2 separate regions of the Homo sapiens genome follow, and region 1 is linked to region 2. Evidence: read pairs that join two places in POLR2A ChIA-PET (ENCODE). Cell type or tissue: PC-3. All regions are shown on one strand. Links, peaks and the distances in the headings refer to the core of each region. The heading gives the core; the rest is flanking DNA. Region 1 overlaps LOC107985958 (a long non-coding RNA gene). Region 2 overlaps XIRP2 (xin actin binding repeat containing 2).

Evidence for each region. Peaks named below come from ENCODE experiments on the same cell type or tissue, not always from the same donor. Only the 100,000 strongest peaks of a DNase experiment are listed, where the experiment ranks them.
Region 1: POLR2A ChIA-PET joins it to region 2 with 7 read pairs; 2 of 35 experiments call an interaction of 5 or more read pairs at or near these places.

Annotation. Positions count from the first base shown.
Region 1 is chr2:166,568,562-166,577,976 of GRCh38, reverse strand. It overlaps LOC107985958 (a long non-coding RNA gene), which reads left to right. Exons shown (of 4, transcript XR_001739762.1): 2 at 4,257-4,344; 3 at 7,794-7,861; 4 at 8,212-9,060. Among named protein-coding and RNA genes, the nearest start is that of SCN7A, 79 kb to the right of the region's middle. In PC-3, for the core only: no CTCF peak of the experiment used is centred there; a DNase peak (open chromatin) is centred at 4,346; H3K27ac peaks cover 2,472 bases.
Region 2 is chr2:166,917,199-166,926,613 of GRCh38, reverse strand. The region is part of intron 2 of XIRP2 (xin actin binding repeat containing 2); the gene reads right to left. Among named protein-coding and RNA genes, the nearest start is that of XIRP2, 33 kb to the right of the region's middle. In PC-3, for the core only: no CTCF peak of the experiment used is centred there; no DNase peak of the experiment used is centred there.

The DNA.
Region 1 (9,415 bases), core at 645-8,644, 350 kb after region 2:
AAAAGCAGAGGCAACCAAAGCAAAAATAGACGATTGGTATTACATCAATTACATCAAATTAGGAAGCTTCTGCAAATTAAAGGAAACAATCAACCAATTGAATAGACATCCCATAGAATGGGAGAAAATATTTGCCAAGTGTTCATCTGACAAGGGATTCATAATCAGAAAATATGATGAACTCAAACAACTCAATATCCAGAAAACAAACAATTTGATTTAAAAATGGGCAAAAGACTTCAATAGACATTCCTCAAAAGAAGACATACAAGTGGCCAGTGGGTATATGACAAAATGCTCGATATCACTTATCATCAGGAAAATGCAAATCAAAGTCACCTTGAGATATCATCTCACTCCAGTTAGAATCATTGTTATCAAAAAGACAGGGAGTAAAATATTTTGGCGAGGATGTGGAGGAAGAGGAGCCCAGTACACTATTGATGGGAACGTAAATTGGTACAATCACCATGGAGAATAGTTTGGAGGTTCCTCAAAAAACTAAAAATAGAACTATCATATGATCCAGCAATCCCACTACTGGGATTTAGCCAAAGGAAATACAATTGCTATGTCAAAGAGATAGCTGCACTCCCATGTTTGTTACAGCACTATTCCCCATAGTCAAGATATGGAATCAATCTAAGTGCCTATCAATAGATGAATGGTTTAAAGAGTGGTATATATTCATAATTAAGTATAATTAAGAAGTTAAAAAAAGAATAAAATCCTGTCATTTGCAGCAACATGGATGGAACTGGAGGGCATTATGTTAAGTGAAATAAGCCAAGCACAGAAAGACAAATATTGCACTTTCTCACTCATATGTGGGAGCTTAAAAAGTGGATCTAATGAGAATAGAAAGTAGATTGGTGGTTACCGGAAGCCAGGAAGTAGGGGATGAAGAGAGGTTGACTAATGGATAAAATATACAGTTTGAAAGAAGAAATAGAACATACAGTATGATAGATCAGTAGGGTGGCTATAGTTTACAATAATTGATTGTGTATTTCAAAATAGCTAGAAAAGAATAATTTGAGTGTTTCTACCGTAAAGAAAAAACAAATATTTAAGGTGATAAACATGCTAATTACACTGATTTGAGCTTTACAAATTGTGAATGTATTAAATTACCACATGTACTCTGAAAGCATTATATATCAATAAAAACAAATTTTGAAAAATTTAATTTAAAAACAGGGAGAAAAAAATTGAAGAAAATATGAACAGGTCTTTGGTGTCTCATGGGGAAATATCAAAAGGTCTGGCATACATGCATTTTGAATCTTAGAAGAAGGAGGAAGAAAATTGGGTAGAAAATATTTTCCAAGAAATAGTGGCCAAAGTTTCCCTAAATTTGGTAAAAGGTGGAAATGTACAGATGGAAGAAGTTAAATCAGCCTAAAAGAGGTAAATAGTAATAAAACTATACCTAAGTACACTAGAGTTTAACTTACCAGAGTAAAAGAAAAATAAGGAGAAAATCTTGAAAGCAGCTGAAAAACAATACAGTATACAACACATTATAGAATAAGAGTTTGTTTAAATGACCTCTGACTTATAATCGATAGAGCACAAGAGACAGTGAAATGACAGTTTTAAAGTACTGAAAAAAATATATAACAGTAAAGCTGTTTAAAAGAGTTTTCTTAGACATGTTAAATTGCCTTAAGGATTTCTATGAATCTCTTTTCTGGATAATTTGCAGACATCTCAGTACCCTTTCGAGTCTTTGAGTCCATTTCATGCAATAGATCTTCCGTGTTGTGATAATTGTTTTCCTTACTATTCTTACCTAAAAATGGCTAAAAATTAGTGTTCACTATGTGCTGGTTAGTGTTCTAAGGTTTCTGCTCCTCCCATCATGTTATTGAGTTAAATGCTGTAGTTAGCCGGGCGCCGTGGCTCACGCCTGTAATCCCAGCTCTTTGGGAGGCCGAGGCAGGCAGATCACCTGAGGTCAGGAGATCGTTTGAGACCAGCCTGACGAATATGGTGAAACCCCTGTCTCTACTGAAAATACAAAAATATTAGCCTGGCGTCGTGGCAAGCCCCTGTAGTCCCAGCTGCTTGGGAGGCTGAGGCAGGAGAATCGCTTGAACCCGGGAGGCGGAGGTTGCAGTGAGCCAAGGTAGCACCACTGTACTCCAGCCTGGGCAATAGAGTGAGACTCCATTAAAAAAAAAAGTGTTCTAGTTATCTCCATTTTAACAAACCAGAAACTGAAGAACAGAAAAGGTAGGCAACTGACCAAAGCTGTCCTCTGTTGAGAATTAGTGTCAAGATGAAACCCATCAGTCTGGTTTCAGAGCCCATACTCCACATGGCTGACTAGAAAGAAAGACATGGTAATTGTTTTCATATAATGTTCTGTTAAGCAACATTTCAGCAAGCAAAAAAACAAACAAGAAATCCTCCAATTTGCTTTTTTTTCTCAACTGATTTTTCTGGAAAAACAGCTTAGTCTTAAATTTCTCTTGCAGCATTCAAGTTCTAATAATACCACAGTGCATTAGTTGGTAGTTTATTGGTATTGAAAGCTCTAAAATGGTTGTTGCAGTGAATCAAAATACATACTCTTAAGACGTTCCTGTGAATTGATTACGTGTCTTCAGACCAAGAAAAATTTAATTTTATAGATTTATCTCAATTGTTAATATATTAGAAAAACAAAATGATAGATCAAGTACATATTGTGGTAAATATAATGCAAATGCTGCACATTCATGCTGCCCAACACATGGCTAAGGTTATATATAGTAAAATTATAAAGAAATATAGCAAGAAGATTCTATATATCAAAATTGTGTAACTCTTTGCCATATAAATACCAATTCTATTGTATATATTGTTATGTAAAGACATCTGGAAAGTTAGATTATTTAAATAGGTAAATACATATATCAATTATAAATGCACTTTTTTTTTTTTTTTGAGATGGAGTCTCACTCTGTTGCCCAGGCCTGGAGTGCAGTGGTGCAATCTTGGCTCACTGCAACCTCTGCCTTCTGGGTTCAAGCAATTCTCCTGCCTCAGCCTCCTGAGTTGCTGGAATTACAGACATGCACCACCACCCCCATATTTTTAATAAAGATGGGGTTTCACCATATTGGCCAGGCTGGTCTCAAACTCCTGACCTCAGGTGATTCACCCGCCTTGGCCTCCCAAAGTGCTGGGATTACAGGCGTGAGCCACTGCGCCGGGCCATAAATGCACTTATTTAATACATATTTATTAGCTACCACCACCACAATCTGTCCTTTAATTACTTAATATTTTTCCAAAGGATTGACCAGAAATGTACTAGTGTAAGTGGAGATACAGTCTGGTCACCTATCTAGAATCTTAATCTGTATACCATAACAAAAAATTGATCTTCTAAGGTTTTCTTTTCCTTTGTGGTGGTGTTCCTTCTATCTTTTTCAACTCTGACATAAATACTTAAGATTTCTAGATTGTTGCTTGCCTCACTTGATAATTTATAATCAGAATTAAGAAAAGTTATGAAAATTATTAAATAGATATGCAAGTGACCACATTTTTACTTCAATAATTATACATTTATTAGTTGTTTATTCTTTCCCAAATTATTACAGGTATTGGAACTATGACATTTGAGTCATTTCTTACACTTAATAATTATGAGTACTATTCTATGTGGCTTATTTTATAGCAGCATACTGTTTTGAAGTTATGAATGTGAATATGATATAGTTTAACAAAAGATATTCTGTACCGAAAGAAAAAAGTAATAGTTATAAAAGGCTTAAATGAACTCTTCTATTTCACTGTCATGCTTTGTTTAGTAGTTTCATGTTTTCAATAGCCTCGTGGGAGATTTATAAATAAGAGACCCAGTTTATCTAGAGACATAGAGTTCCCCTACATTTTCATGATTAATGTGTAGAGTCATCTTTACAATTCTCTGATATCCTGAGAGTCTAATTTTGTGTGAATTCATATCCTATGGACAGATTTTATATGTTTACTAGGTGTGGGGACCCTGGGTTTTCCATGTGCACTTGCTTTTAGTGCAGCCCAGAACCACTGGTTATCTCGGGATAACTTCTATTAAGTTGGGACACAGCCCTGATGCAGAGCCCATGGGTATTTTAGCTGTTCCCAACTAGGAATCTTATACTTTGAGCTTACCTTCTTTTCACATAGTTCAATAAAAACAAATTCCTTTTTGCTTAAGTTCAATTTTTTTTTAATAGCAAGTTTTGTATTTACTCTTTCTCAAATTCTTTCCCCAGCATTCCTTCCGGGATTACCTCACGGTTCCCAGGAGAAGAGGAGGAGAAGAATGAGCAATGGATGTGTTGTTGACTGTCCTCCCTTTTGGTAGGATCTCCTATACTGGATGCTATTTCCTGACTCACATCAGAGCAAAGGAAAGTAATCAAGTGACAGGACGGAAAGAGGAGGGGGATGGGACAAAAGGCTTGCAGGGAAGTGTCAGCCAGCAACTGACTGTAAGAGAAGAGTAATCCTCTGAATAACAGACAAACAAAAACAGAGAAAGAGAGAGAGGATTTGTATTGAGGAAGCTTCTTCTGTACTTTAAGATTCAAAAGGGAAAAAAAAACCAGAATAATTCACAATCATTCATTTCCTTAAATCAATTCAACATCCAAAAGAGTTTGCCTCCCAACTGATTATTTCAACTTTGAAATTGCCTTTATTACTATTTTTCTTTGATTTGGAAATATTTATTGAGTGTCTGTTATATGCCAGAAACTACTCTGAGTGGAGAAATGAACAAAGCAGAGAAATTCTCCACATTCATGCAGCTTAAATTCTAGCTGGAAAAGTATAGAATAAACAAACACATGACTGAAAAAAATGAGCATGTCAGATGATGTAAGTACTATGAAGAGAAATAAAGCATGTGAAGGGCATAGAGAATGAGGTGTTAGTGGGAAGTTAATTTCATTGAGGTAGTCAGGGAAACTGACTTGTCTCAAGAAAAATGCATGCTAATTGTAGAAAATTTTAACAAATAAAGGTGAACAAAATAAAAAACTGAAATATGATCTATTTCATGATCCAGAGATAGATAGCCTATGCCAACATTTTATGCTAGTTCTTTTCACAATATTTTTTAAACTGTGGTATGTTGTTTTATTGTTTGAAGTGTTTAATATATGCCTTCCAATAAGATGATTCTGTTTTTTCATTAATTGCCCTGTTACTTAAAGTTTCTAACTATGGGCAGAGAGCACTTTCTTGCTCCATTGTCAGGCTTGGCGACTGACCTGTTTTGACTAATAAAATATGAGCAGAAAAGATTCATGCTGGTTTTGAGCAGAAGCTTGAAGAGCCTTACTTGTTTCTACCAGCAATTCTGCATACTCGTCTACCAAGAGAGGAACATATCCCACATGTGGGCTCACTTTCCTACTGGGTTCTGAAATTAAAACCACCTTGACCAGTCATCAAACACAATTATTGCTACTCATAGAGATTGTGTTAATGTATGATAATCTAGTAAAAGATGAGTAAGATATATGCAAATATAATTTTCAGAAATGAAGTCATACAATACATAATGTTTTTCTGGGCATGGTGGTGGGCACCTATAATCCCAGCTACTCAGAAGGCTAAGGCAGGAAGATTACTTAAGCCTAGGAGTTTGATACCAGCCTGGGAAACATAGGATCTCCCACTCCCCCCAAAAAAACAAAACAAAAACAAAACCATAATGTTATATTTAGTTTAGTGGATTTTCTATATAAAAAATAGCATGACTAGTGCTATCTTCTTTACCAATTAATTTCCTTGTGTTTTAAATCATAAATAACATGTATTTTATAAAAGTTTTCAAACTTAACCTAAATGAGTGAAGTTAAAAGTGAAATTTCTTACACCTCTCTAAACTTGCCCAAACCTAGCCAGTCCCAGGGATAATATTAACAGTTTACAACATGTACTTCTGTGAGTATAGGAGCCGTCTCCTTTCTCTTTCCCTTACTTTGATACATACACACACATTTGTAAAATAGAATCATAGGATCATACATAATATTTTGGGAATGATGTGCTCATGTGTTTGTGTGTGGGTATTGTTTTACATCATGGGCATCTTTCCAAGTCGGTACAAATGTAGATGATAAACTGCTTTTCTTTTAGTTGTGACTTGGCATTCCATGGTCTGACTGTAACAATATTTCTTTTACTATTCTTGTAAATGTAGGGTGTATCTAAATTTTATAATTATGAACAAGTCTGAAAAAATATACTTTTATGTATACTTTTTACTAGTGTTAGGAAACATTCACAGAAATGGACAATAATTATATATTTTTCTACAATACTATTTTTTCTGTCTGTATATTATTTCACTGTGTATGTAATTTATTTAAAATGCCATATAAATGACCATCTATGTTATGGAATTTTCCCCCAGCATTTTACTAGTGTGTACAAAATGATATGGACATTCTTGTATTTAATTACAATGAACATCTACAATTATTTCATTAGTTGGCTGGGCGCAGTGGCTCATGCCTGTAATCCCAGCATTTTGGGAGGCCGAGGTGGGTGGATCACCTGAGGTCAGAAATTCGAGATCAGCCTGGCCAACCTGGTGAAACCCCATCTCTACTAAAAATACAAAAAAATAGCCTAGCTTGGTGGCGGGCACCTGTATTCCCAGCTGCTTGGGAGGCTGAGGCAGGAAAATCACTTGAACCCGATAGGTGGAGGTTGCAGTGAGCCAAGATCGTGCCATTGCACTCCAGCCTGATCAACAAGAATGAGACTCCCTCTCAAAAAAATAAAAAATAAAAATAATTTCATAAGTCTAACCTCAAAAGTCAGTTAACAACAATGTAGAATTCTAGAATTGTGATCAGTGTTGTCATTATTTTTTCTACTAGGTTATTACCATCAGCATTGGATGAGAGTAGCCATTTCTTCAAATACTCATCAACTCTAGTTATTGCCACTGATTAATGTTTGATATGATTAATTTTTGTATTAGCATAATTATGTTGTATTTTAAATATAGATGGTATACACATTATGATGGTACTTAGGTTCACCCAAGAAAAGAATTATAAAAGAAAAACAAAGGGAATACATTTTCTCATTGGAGGCTAGAAGTGTAGTGTACTTTCTTATATCTGCAGTGCTCAAAATTTCAGTTATCTTTTGCTGAGGGTTTGGCTCATTAAAAATACTTTTGCAGCCTTATGAAGATATAATTGATGTATAATAAACTGTACATATTTAACTATAAAATTTGATAAAGTTGTGACATTTGTACAACCCCAAGTTACTATTACCATAGTCAAAATAATAAATTCTTCTATCTCCAAGTTTCCTTTTGCCCTTTGAGATCCATCCCTCATGACATTTCCCACCAATTTCACAGGAAAACATTTATTTTCCTTCTCTCACTATAGATTGTTTTTCAATTTCTAGAATTATATATAAATTTAAGAATATATTTGCACTCTTTTTTAAAATCTGGTTTCTTACACTTGTCACTATTGTTTTAAGACCCATTTAAGTGGATGAATGTCCAATAATTTTTCTCGTTATTGTTAATATTCTACAGTTTGTTTAACTATTCATTGATTAATAGACATTTGGGCTGTTTTCAAGTTTGGCTATTACAAATAAAGTTGCTATTAATATTCTGTATGTGTCTTTCTGTTGATGTATGCTTTCATTTGTTTGGGGCAGATACCTAATGATTTGGATGATATGGTAGGCATGTGTTTAATTTTTATTTTAAATGCCAAAGTATTTTTCTGATTTGTTGTCTCATTTTACTTCCCCAACAGAAGCTGTATCCTTTGTCCCAGCCTCAGCTCTGGGGTCACGTTGATTTGTCACGGCAGCCCCACTGCATGTAAGTCAGAGCTCACACCACATGGGAATGGAGAGCCAAGTAGGAAAGTAAAAACGTCAAGATCAGCTGCAGCCCAGTTAAGAAGGCCTACCAAGTTCCTTTTGTTATTATCATGCTCCAAGCTAGTACTAGGCAACTCTCGAAAGAGTCTCACCTGAGACTTGATAGATCAACCTGGAGTAATAGGCTAGCCCCTGCTCTCAACTTACCTAATTTTGCTTGATGTAACCCTGTCTCCCCTGACCTGCAACAAACAGTGGAAACCTGGAGATGAAAATCCAGGAGGTGCAAGTCTAATGGCTTTTTGCTATCCTCCCTTTAACTCCTTCCTTTCCCCACCTCACCTACAGGCTGGAAAGAAGTGTTCATGGTACTTTACCCTATTCTAAAATAACGAGGTGACTGAAGGCCCTACTGTGTAAGAGGAAGCATTCTCTTCAAGCCCTATCACCAACCCTTTCTGATAGCACCCACTTCAGAGACAACCTATGGTGAGTTTGGTGTGCATGTTTCTGGATAATATTTTGTATTTTAACATAAACATATACATGAATAATACATATTTTATACAAGAATATTTAAAAATTGATATATTTCTAACATATGCAAAGATATAGGTTAGATTTTTTTCTGTTCTTCTAATAGTTACCAATAATAAACAGCCAAATTTAATTAATATACAGTAATAGTAATACATTCTAAAGTAAATCTGCATATACATTTCTTTTCTGAAGAAAGGGATCTTAACAAACTTTAATCTTTTTTGAACTCTCACATTTTGTCCCAAACAAATACATATTTGTCCCAAATATGTACACACATATTTTTTATTTTAGAGTCCTTTAATTAAGTTTATCAATATATTTTATGATCTTTTTCTCACCATTGTCTCAAGAATCCCACTTCTTTTGCCTGGAGTTATTTTTCTTTTTCATTTAATAACTTGTCGATGACAGTCCGTGGGTAGATTGAAGAACAAACACTTAAGACATATGTTAATTTTATTTAAGCTTTTTTTTAGACTTCTGCAAGAGAATACAATATTCTTAGCTATTGTTACAAATAACATAAATCATATTGGAATCTTTATAATACAAAGGAAAAGAAAAATGATAGCTCTTGTAAAAGAAATGCAGCCACACATATGTCTTAAACTCCAGTAATGTGGTTTTAATTTAAATTTCAGTGAAATCTGGAATATTTACAATAAATTTAATTAATGAACCAATGTTACATTAAAAATGAGCCACATATTCTGATTTATACTTTTCTAAATGTTTTATGATGTTAACAAACATAAATTTCACATTTATCTAGTAATAAAAAATAAAATGTTGAGAGTTCCTTTTTTATTGGAAACTTTTTTATTGTAGTAAAATATACATAATGCAAAACTTATTATTTTAATGTGTGTAGTTCAGTGGCATTGAGTACATTAACATCACCACTATCCATTTCCAGAATGTTTTCATCTTCCGCAGCGAGTTCTTATCATGAACATTAAATGTCAAGAAAACGTAGCACAGGAAGCTTGTTACTTTCAATCATGCAGAA
Region 2 (9,415 bases), core at 992-8,991:
CACTAGTGTTAATGTCAATCTGGGAGATCAAGAATAACCACTAAGCAGATTGGGTTATGTAAGGCAGATTGATCTGGATATTTGTTATAAAGGCAGAGATTATTGAGGATGACCTCTCGTTTCTTTTGAATGACACAATAGAATAAGCATGAGTTGCAAAGGATTCTTTTTAATGGCAACAGTGAAATGATAGGCGGCTGGAAATTGTAATGGTCACTATTTTAAATCAAGACCAGTAGCTATCTACATTTTAGGTGGAAATGGAGGTACAGAATATTGTTTTGGTCATATTTCAATAATGATAGATTGTTTACAGTTGGCACAATAATGAAGGAGGGTAGGTAGGACAGGAAAACATTTTTAAAAGAAATGTGAGAGGAGTTGTTTCAACATGAAATGAGTAAATATATAACTCCAAACATAGTTGGATAAGAAAGAATAGTATAGAAAACCAAATAACCTCAAGCAAGATTCTTCTAAATCCTATATACCTGATTGTCAAAGGTGCAGGGTTGATACAAAACTGATTTTTTTCTTTTTGAGATAGGGTCTCACTCTGTCGCTGAGGCTGCAGTACAGTAGCACCATTGTAGCTTACTATAGCCTCAAACTCCTGGGCTCAAGCAATCTTACAGCCTCAACCTCTCAAGTAGATGGGACTACAAGCACACCCTACTATGACTGGCTATTTTTTAAATTTTTATTTTGTAGAGATGGGGTCTTCCTGTTTTGCCCAAACTGGACTAGAACTCCTGGCCTCAAGTGATCCTCCTGCCTAGGCCTCCCGAAGTGCTTAGGTTGGGATTAGAGGGGTAAGCCACCACACTCTGCCAAAAAAGGATTTATTTATTGAACAAATATTCATTGCACACTTGCCCCTGTGCCTATCACCCTGATTAGGAGTGGGAACACTAAGATAAATTGTGATATAATCTTTCCCTATGAGAATAGTTGGAGGAGAGAAATTTTATATATATACTTATATGTATATATATATATATATATATATATATATATGTATATACACATACACACACACATACATACACACACACACAAATATTTTCAGAATGAACATTGGAATATGCATTTATTTAAAGATAGCCATTTGCAGCAAGTGAGTTGAGCCGATTATGCTGTTTGAAGCAACTATTATATCATAATAGATGAGAAATTAAACGTGCTATAAACTAAAAAGCAATACAAACCTGGTGTCATTTTTTATCACAATTCCTGGAACATACCTAGCACTAGAAATATAATATCTCTGAATGCATCAGTCATTCAGTAATTACAGGGGCTTGAAGAATTTATGATCTGATAATGTGAAATGCAAACTTAGAAACTGAATTAAATGGCTCAATGAAAACTTCATATGCCTTTTATACTAAGAGCTAAATGACTAATATTAGACCTCCCTAAGATGTTTCACTGAACAATACTGATTGTAGGTTGACAGCTGTCTAACTGCATAGTTGACATGACTTTTGATAAATATAGCTACTACCTATTATTTGTGAATGCATAGCCTGAAATACTTTTAACACAGAGAAAAACACATGTTGGTAGGGCAGGCCTACCACAAGGTATTCAGGGGTAAGAAAGAGGAGAAAAAAGCTTACCCTCTGAAAACTGTAGCAATTCTTAATAATAAAAAGGATTCATTTTCTGGTTAAGAGACAAAATACAAACTCTTTTCTTGCTTTTGCGTTAAAGAAATTAACATTTAAATGGTAGTTCTATGGAACCCTTAATAATTTCTGAATTTAAATGGTTCATTTAAATTTAACAGCGTTCTTATTCTCCCATTACTCTTAAACTTGGCAACATAAATCACAATTAAGGTGAAAGAGGGCTATGAGACTCAACATGTCATAGAACTAAGTGCTGAGAGACAGTTTGGAGGAAAAGGTATGTTCTGTTATTTGCCATCCTATAAAATATGGTTCTAGGAGGCAGAAGTACTTAAGAAACCTCTTCTCATTCAATTCTAGTCTTCAACCTGTTTGTAATGACAGAAGAGATCATTGTCATGGGAGGAAGAGACTGTGCAAGCATAATTATCAGTTCAAAAAAAAAGAATAAATATACATATATTTGTCATAAGTTATAAAGAAAAAAATTCAAAAAAAATTAGCAGTTATAAAAGAAAAAAATGATACACTTGTTATCAGTTTATGCAAATAAAGCTGATCCATGTCCTTGGTTTGAAGCCTAACCAGAAAAGGCAAAACCTCAAAAGGGACACATTGTCTCAGTATCACAGAGTGCTAACAATTCTGAAGAGTATGAACTGCACTCAAGAAAGACAGCAAAGCATGCCTGATGGAACCCACACTTGTTAAATCCTCAGACTTCCTAACCCAGGTATTTCTTTCAACACTTGGAAGAAAACCAGTCAATGTTTTCTGTCTCTGTTATAGTTGCAGGAACTCCCAAGTGGATCTCCTAATGTATTCCCGATGAGCCCACACACAAAAAAAGATTTCTGAAACATCTCCAAAGGAAGATACTCAACTATATCCACTGACCTACTCAGTTCAGACTCCTTAATTAGTGTCCAGCTTATTTTTTTTCAGGGCATATCTGTCTTTGCTTAGTCTGAACCTGCTGAGCCATATCATGTCCTTGTCACATATAAGCTTGGCCCTGACTCTTCTTAAATCACTCAGGAGTATTCCAACCTCACCTCCTACTGCTAAGCTGTGTCTGAGCCCTCAAGGTTAGACATAGCCTGTCATTTTCCATAGTGACAAATGGAAGATATCCTGTGTTGCTTTAAAGGCCAAAACTTTACTGGAAATGTAGATGCTCCCAGGAGATACACTTTACTCAACATGAAGATTAACCTTCAGTGAAAGAGAGCAAACTGACAGTAGAAAAAAACTGCTTTGCAAAAGTGTGAACTCCTTGAAACTGCAAGTATTTAAGGGGAAGTTCGGCTACCATCTGTCTGGGATGTAACATGGTTTCCAAACTTTGGAGGGAGTTTGATTTTATCATATCTGAAGGCAGTTCTCTTCTTTAAGATTCTTATCTTTCTACTTCAGTCACTTTAATGGTCATATCTTTATGGAAACTGGATAGTCTCTTGTTTTTAATGGCTATCTATTTTGGAAATAAATTTGCTTGTTAAAAGTATCATTTCATACTAGGAGGACTTACTAGTAATGTCCATACTGAAATTGGAATAATTTTTTGGAATAATTTATAGTTTTGAATTTCTACATTTGGTAAAGCATCACTCAGTAGAGAATAATGAATGGAAAATATTTCATTAGATATATTCTATTCAGGCTCTTTTGAGCAATATACCAAATAATTCCAGTGAGAACTCGAGGCAAAACACATTGCTATGGCAATGTTTATAGTACACTCATTGTAACTTTACAGTTACTTTTACCGTTCAAACATGAAAGCTATTTAGTACAGATTTATTTTTGCTTATACAGCATCTGTACTTTAGCTACCACTCCTAAGTTATTATCAATAGCATCACAAGAAAAGAGGATTTGTGCTTCTTAGTAGTTCATTCTTTATTTCTCACTCTCTTTGAGATGATAGGAATGCCACTTACACTTTTTTTTTTAATTTTAGTAGAAAAGCAACTCAGATGCTGAATACCCTTGAGGATCAAACCTTGTTTTTATCCAGTGATGAAGAATAATAAAGAAGATAGGATAATTCAGCATGTCTATGAAAGTTTCACTCTGAGTACTAGAAATCATTACACTAAGTAAAATCTGCAATATGCTATCACCCCTGGTTACCTTTCTTTAAAAAAAAAAAAAAAGGAAGGAAAGAAAAGAAGAAAGAAAATAACTGGATTTCTAGTTTGCTTACTTTTTTTTTTCTTTTGAGATGGAGTCTCGCTCTGTTGCCCAGGCTGGAGTGCAGTGGTGTGATCTCGGCTTGCTGCAGGATTTCTAGCTTGCTTACTTTTAATGTTGTGTGTATATATGTATGTGTATGCAGCAGTATATATTATTTGTTCTGAATTCTGAGTCTGCTGAGTTTATTACCTCTTATGTTATGTGGGTCAAATATTATGCAAAAGAAGAATCTGGACATTAGCACAAGCCATTTTGCTAGCCAAAAAAAAAATCTTTTAACTTCATAAGTAGTTCGTACATAAAGGACCTCAATACTGGAGAGTCACAATATGCTCATTGTTGTACCTTTGAGGCACTGCTGCAAAAAAGATGCATATTTTATATTTTATGGCTGAAACACTTCATAATTTTAAAAGAAATGGGCTATCATTGATTATTATGTAACATTTTCTACAGTAGGACAAACAGGTCAAACAACAACAAATCTCAGCACATTACAGAGGGCAGTGGCCTGTGGCCTGAGTGTAGATGTGCAGTTCGTGAGGTAGCTTCTACCCAGAGGGTCAATGCAACAGGGAAGGAAAGGTGCTTCTGAAGCTAGCTGCATATTCAAGCCGTGGTCTAAGAATGCACTAAGGAAACTGGAATCAAGAAGACAGTTTGTCCTTTGGAAGGCTAACAGACATAGCTTGTTACCAAAATATTATCTAGTCTCAGACTTTCAAAAAATATCCAGTCTCAGACTTTCAAAAAAGGCCAATGAAAGAAGCATTAATTCCTTCATATCTGTTTCTTGCACATTTTCACCCATGTCATCTGTAAGGCATATAGAGTGGTAAGACAGGTGTGCAAGCCAGAGGAGCTGGCACAAGCCTCTGAAAAGATCACTCACCCTGCACTGACCATATGCAAGGGACAATCAACATCAAGTTATCAAAGATCTGCTGTCAGATGAGCAGGAGTACAGCTCTAGGCAGAGTGGGCTGAAGAATTAGGTGACCTTGAAGCCCAGCACAAATAATGCAATGCTAATGCACATAACCTAAGAGTAGACACTGAAAGGAGCCAGCTCATTTCAACAAGCATTTTCCATTCATCCATTCCTGAAGTGCTGAAAGATTATATACCCTATGCTTAGCACTCTGTTAAAAACCAGGAGGGAAAGAAAAAAATGAAATGTGATTTTTCCTTTATAATTCAAGTGGATATTCAAGCTGGGTGATGAAATAATTTATCATCCAGACACTTTGGAGAATGAAAGGGGTATTTTTAATAATTATGATGGAGCGATGTATGTAAACTAGGGATGTTCCCAGCAGAGGGACAAATGATTGCCATGTAGATGAGATAGAAGTCATCCATGCTTAAGTAATCATTTGAAATGGAATTTGAAATACTGAGAACACCAAATGATAGCAAGGATATGAAGCCATAAGAATTCTCATTTGTTACTGGGGGGAATGAAAAAGAGTACAACGACTTTGGACAACAGTTTGGCAATTTCTTACAAACTAAACATACTCTTACCATACAATTCAGCAATCACACTTGGGTATATACTCAAGTGAGTTGAAGCAGTCAACAGTGGTTGATTCGATATGGAGAGAAAGCATGCTATTTAATTTTTTTTCTTTCAGGGATTGGGGTGAAAGCAGAGATGCATGTGGTGCAACTTGAGCCCAAAGAAAGACATTCAGAGATATTTGAAAGGAAAGAAAGAGAAAAAGAGGGATTTTTAAAGAAAAATAAACTTCTTGTTAGTGTAAAAATTATTTTGCATAAAGTTACTTGTTTATTAGATTAGACCAATTTAGCTATTCTAAACTCTGTTAGCAAAATAGGCAAAATACAAAAACTAGCTTACTCCAAGAGTAAGGCCTCTGGACTCCACCTGACTGGGTTAGATTTCTTTTTCAACCACCAACTGACAGTGGGAACTAAGACAAAAACAGTTCACCCAGCCTATATTTTCTCATTTGTATATGGTGATGTTTACATAGTTTAACTCACAGGTTAGTTATGACAATTAAAAGAGAAAATGTCAGTAAAGTGTTTAGTACATTCCTGGAACACAGTGAATGTTCAATAATTTTTCTTACATGATTCAAAACATTTATATTTCTTGCCATATTTTATCAAAAGTAAAACAACTTTAGTATTTTATGTACCTGTAAGAAAAGGGGAAAATCCTGACAAACTATGAAATGGCACTGACTATGAGAAGCATATCAGTTTCAAAGATGTTAACACATGAAAACATGTGTATCTTAGAATAAGAGTATGTGGTAGTTTGGGGGACACTCAATGTTTAAGAATTGCTTTGATTTCTGGCACTGTCCAGGATCCATTTATATCAGAAACACAGCTGTGAGATTCTGTTTGAAACAGACATCATAAATTCAGAGATCATCTAGAGAGCAGTATTTTAATATTGTGGCTTCTGGACTGAGATCAACTTGAATTCCAATCCCTGCTCTATTACTTACCAATGGTGTACTCTTGGGCAAATTAACTTCTCCACATCATAGCTGTTAAATGGGAATAATTATAGTTCTTGCCTTCTATGATGATTGTGACTATTAAATGAGGGCAGCGCTCATGAGGCCTTCAGCTCAGTACCTGGTAGATACGCAGTGTTCAGTCATTACCACTTGCTAGCTATTAGTGGTAGCACAGTGCCTCTTCCTCTAGTCACCTGAGGGCAGACGAATGTTAGCATGAGGCGAGGCATTCAACGGTAAACTCAAAAATTTGTGGGCCCTATAAAAAAGGCTACAGCTATAAACTAAAGGGCAGACCTGAAACATATGTTGGTGAAAACAAAATTGCTGGTGCTGGATAAATAAGTATTTTTTGAGACATTGGTGCATATGACCTGCAACCTCTTGATTTTATCTTTAAATGTGAAATTTTAAATGATATATGTGCAGTAGGTATGTGTGTCTGTGTCTGCTTCCATGCACACATTGCATATATATTAAAAAGAAAGAAAATTTCTCTGTGGAGCTCCTGGTTTTTGTTTATATTTCTTGTTTTTATTTCTTGTTTTTATAACTTGAAATTTCTTTTCAATGAGAACTTCAAATGAACATATTTCAAGACATGAGGGAAAAATTGCTTCTAACATTCAAAATAAAGGTAAAATGGAAAAAGGATTAGATTTTAAGTCATAAAATCATTGTGATCAGAAATGGAAATATTTTTATATTGTTGTATCATTAATAACAAAGAAATCTGACATCTAATCGACATTGAAATCAGAACATGTTGATTAATTTAAATGTATGTTCCTGACAGTGTTCCACAAATGGGGCAAAAAGAGCACTGCATGCATTACGTTGCATTACCATGCCTTAGAGTAATTTGTCTCATGTCATCCAATAAATGACTTACATTCGCATAAAACAAGTTAGTACACTATTAAGTACCATAAATCATCATATTTGGTAGTTGGTGTAGATGAGAAACATTAATGGAGCTTGAATTTGTTTCAGGTGTTTGGAAGTTATAACATTCACTCACCACTACACATTAAACATAAAGAAATATCTTTCCACGTAGGAAAATGTGTTAACCATTTGTTTCCCATATATAATACAGTGAGTATTATGTGCCATGTATTATGAAATACATAATACACTGTATTATGTATCATAAACAAGGGCATGGTTAGGTGCCTGCAGTTTGCTTGATCTCCAGGAAGAGAGTGGATGGATGGCTGTACCTGTTGTTTACAGCCACCTCCACTCCAAACTGTCAGTACCTGCCCTGCACATTACGTTAAGTATTTTGAATTTCAGAGTTGACAAAAGATTACATACTTCTAAGTTCAGAGAAAGGACTTAGTCAGAGGAATAAAAAGGGGCAACTCCATTAAAGAAAGCTTTGCTATATCAACCCTGAGACCGGTTTAGATGAGGGAGACCAGACAGGGGAACACATGGAATTAAGAAAGATGGTCCTCAGAGGATCATTTCCCCACAAAAGGAATAAATGTTCCCTAATCTTAATATCTTATTTAACCATAGTACAATTTTAAAAGCAGGAAATAATTAAACCTTATTTGACTTTTACCACCTTTCCCATTGATGTCCTCTTTTCTGGCCCAGGATTTGGTGGAAGTTTCCACATTCCATTTAGTTTTCATGCCACTTTAGTTTTTTCCGACCCATGGTAATTTCTCAGTCTTTCCAAAGATAAATATGTTTTAAAAGATAAATAAGATAAATATGTTCCTTCAATATTTCTATTCACTGGCTGAATTAATTTAACAAATACCATAAGTGAATATTTTTTCCCTTCCCTGTCATCCTATGACTGATTTTCATACTCTATCATTTTCTTTTCGAGAATCTTCTCACAAGCAGAATAAACTAAAGGGAGAAATAAAGAAAACATTACCTTTAGAAGGATGAATAAATAGGGAAAATTTTGGTCTTTAACTGGGGCCTTTGGATCCACCAAGAGCCATGGAGATGACACTTCAAAGACAGTCTCTAAGTCTAATCACGGGAAGTCCACCAGCAAACCAAAGCTCATCCTGCAAGAAGTTAACACAGGAATATTTTCCACAACATTCCTGGTGGATAAACTTCCATTTACTGTGGAAAACCTGGAAGAAATTACCTCACCTAAGTGATCACACAGTATCACCAGTAATCAGACTTATTGATTTACTGTATTTCCAGATATGATGTACTGCGAAGGGCAAAACAGCATCACTCCTGTGGTATTCCTGCCAAAAATCTGTAACCATGAAAAAACATCAGATAAGCTCATGTAGGAAGGCATCTTCTACAATTATTCTGCTTGTGAGAAGATTTTTGAAAAGAACCTGATAGAGTATGAAAATCAGTCATAGGAGGACAGGGAAAGGAAAAAAATAGTCACTTACGGTATTTGTTAAATTAATTCAACCAGTGACTAGAAATGTTGAATAAACATCTAAGAAAGATAGGCTGGGTAAAAGAATCGGGCTCCTAACAGGGGCAGTAGAGCTAGTATCAATATTCTTATAACACAAGGGCAAAAACCCTCACTAGTCTACTGAGTAAAATGTCAAAGAATGCCAATCCATGAGCTGACAGCAGTTTTCCCAGTGGAAGGCAAGTCAATATTGCTTAACATCCTTGTATGGTTACTGGCTTTTTTTTTTTAACAGTGTCATATTGTGACTGCACATATCACTACCACAAACAAATGGGAAGAGATGGCAGTTTCCTCTGAAAGTCTTAAAGGCCATGCAAATATGTTTAGTTGGGAGTTTTGCCAGCTATTTCTTTTTCTAACTAAAATAAAACACTGGACAGGAAGCAGTAAAATAGCAAACATGTAAGTGGGTGAAAAGAACACTAACATTATTTTTAAAAACAAATTACACCACAAAGAAAAAGCTGCATAAAATGAAATAAAACATTATGGCCCATCCTCGCGGTATTCTTGATGTCCTCTCTCTGTCTATGGTTTTAATAAAGCTTTGAAAACTATAATTGAACAAACTGCAGCTCTTTGTCTCATCATCTCAAAATGGGATTGTAACTTATGTTAAAAGATTACTCAGTGAGGGCTCTTCTCAGTGGGAC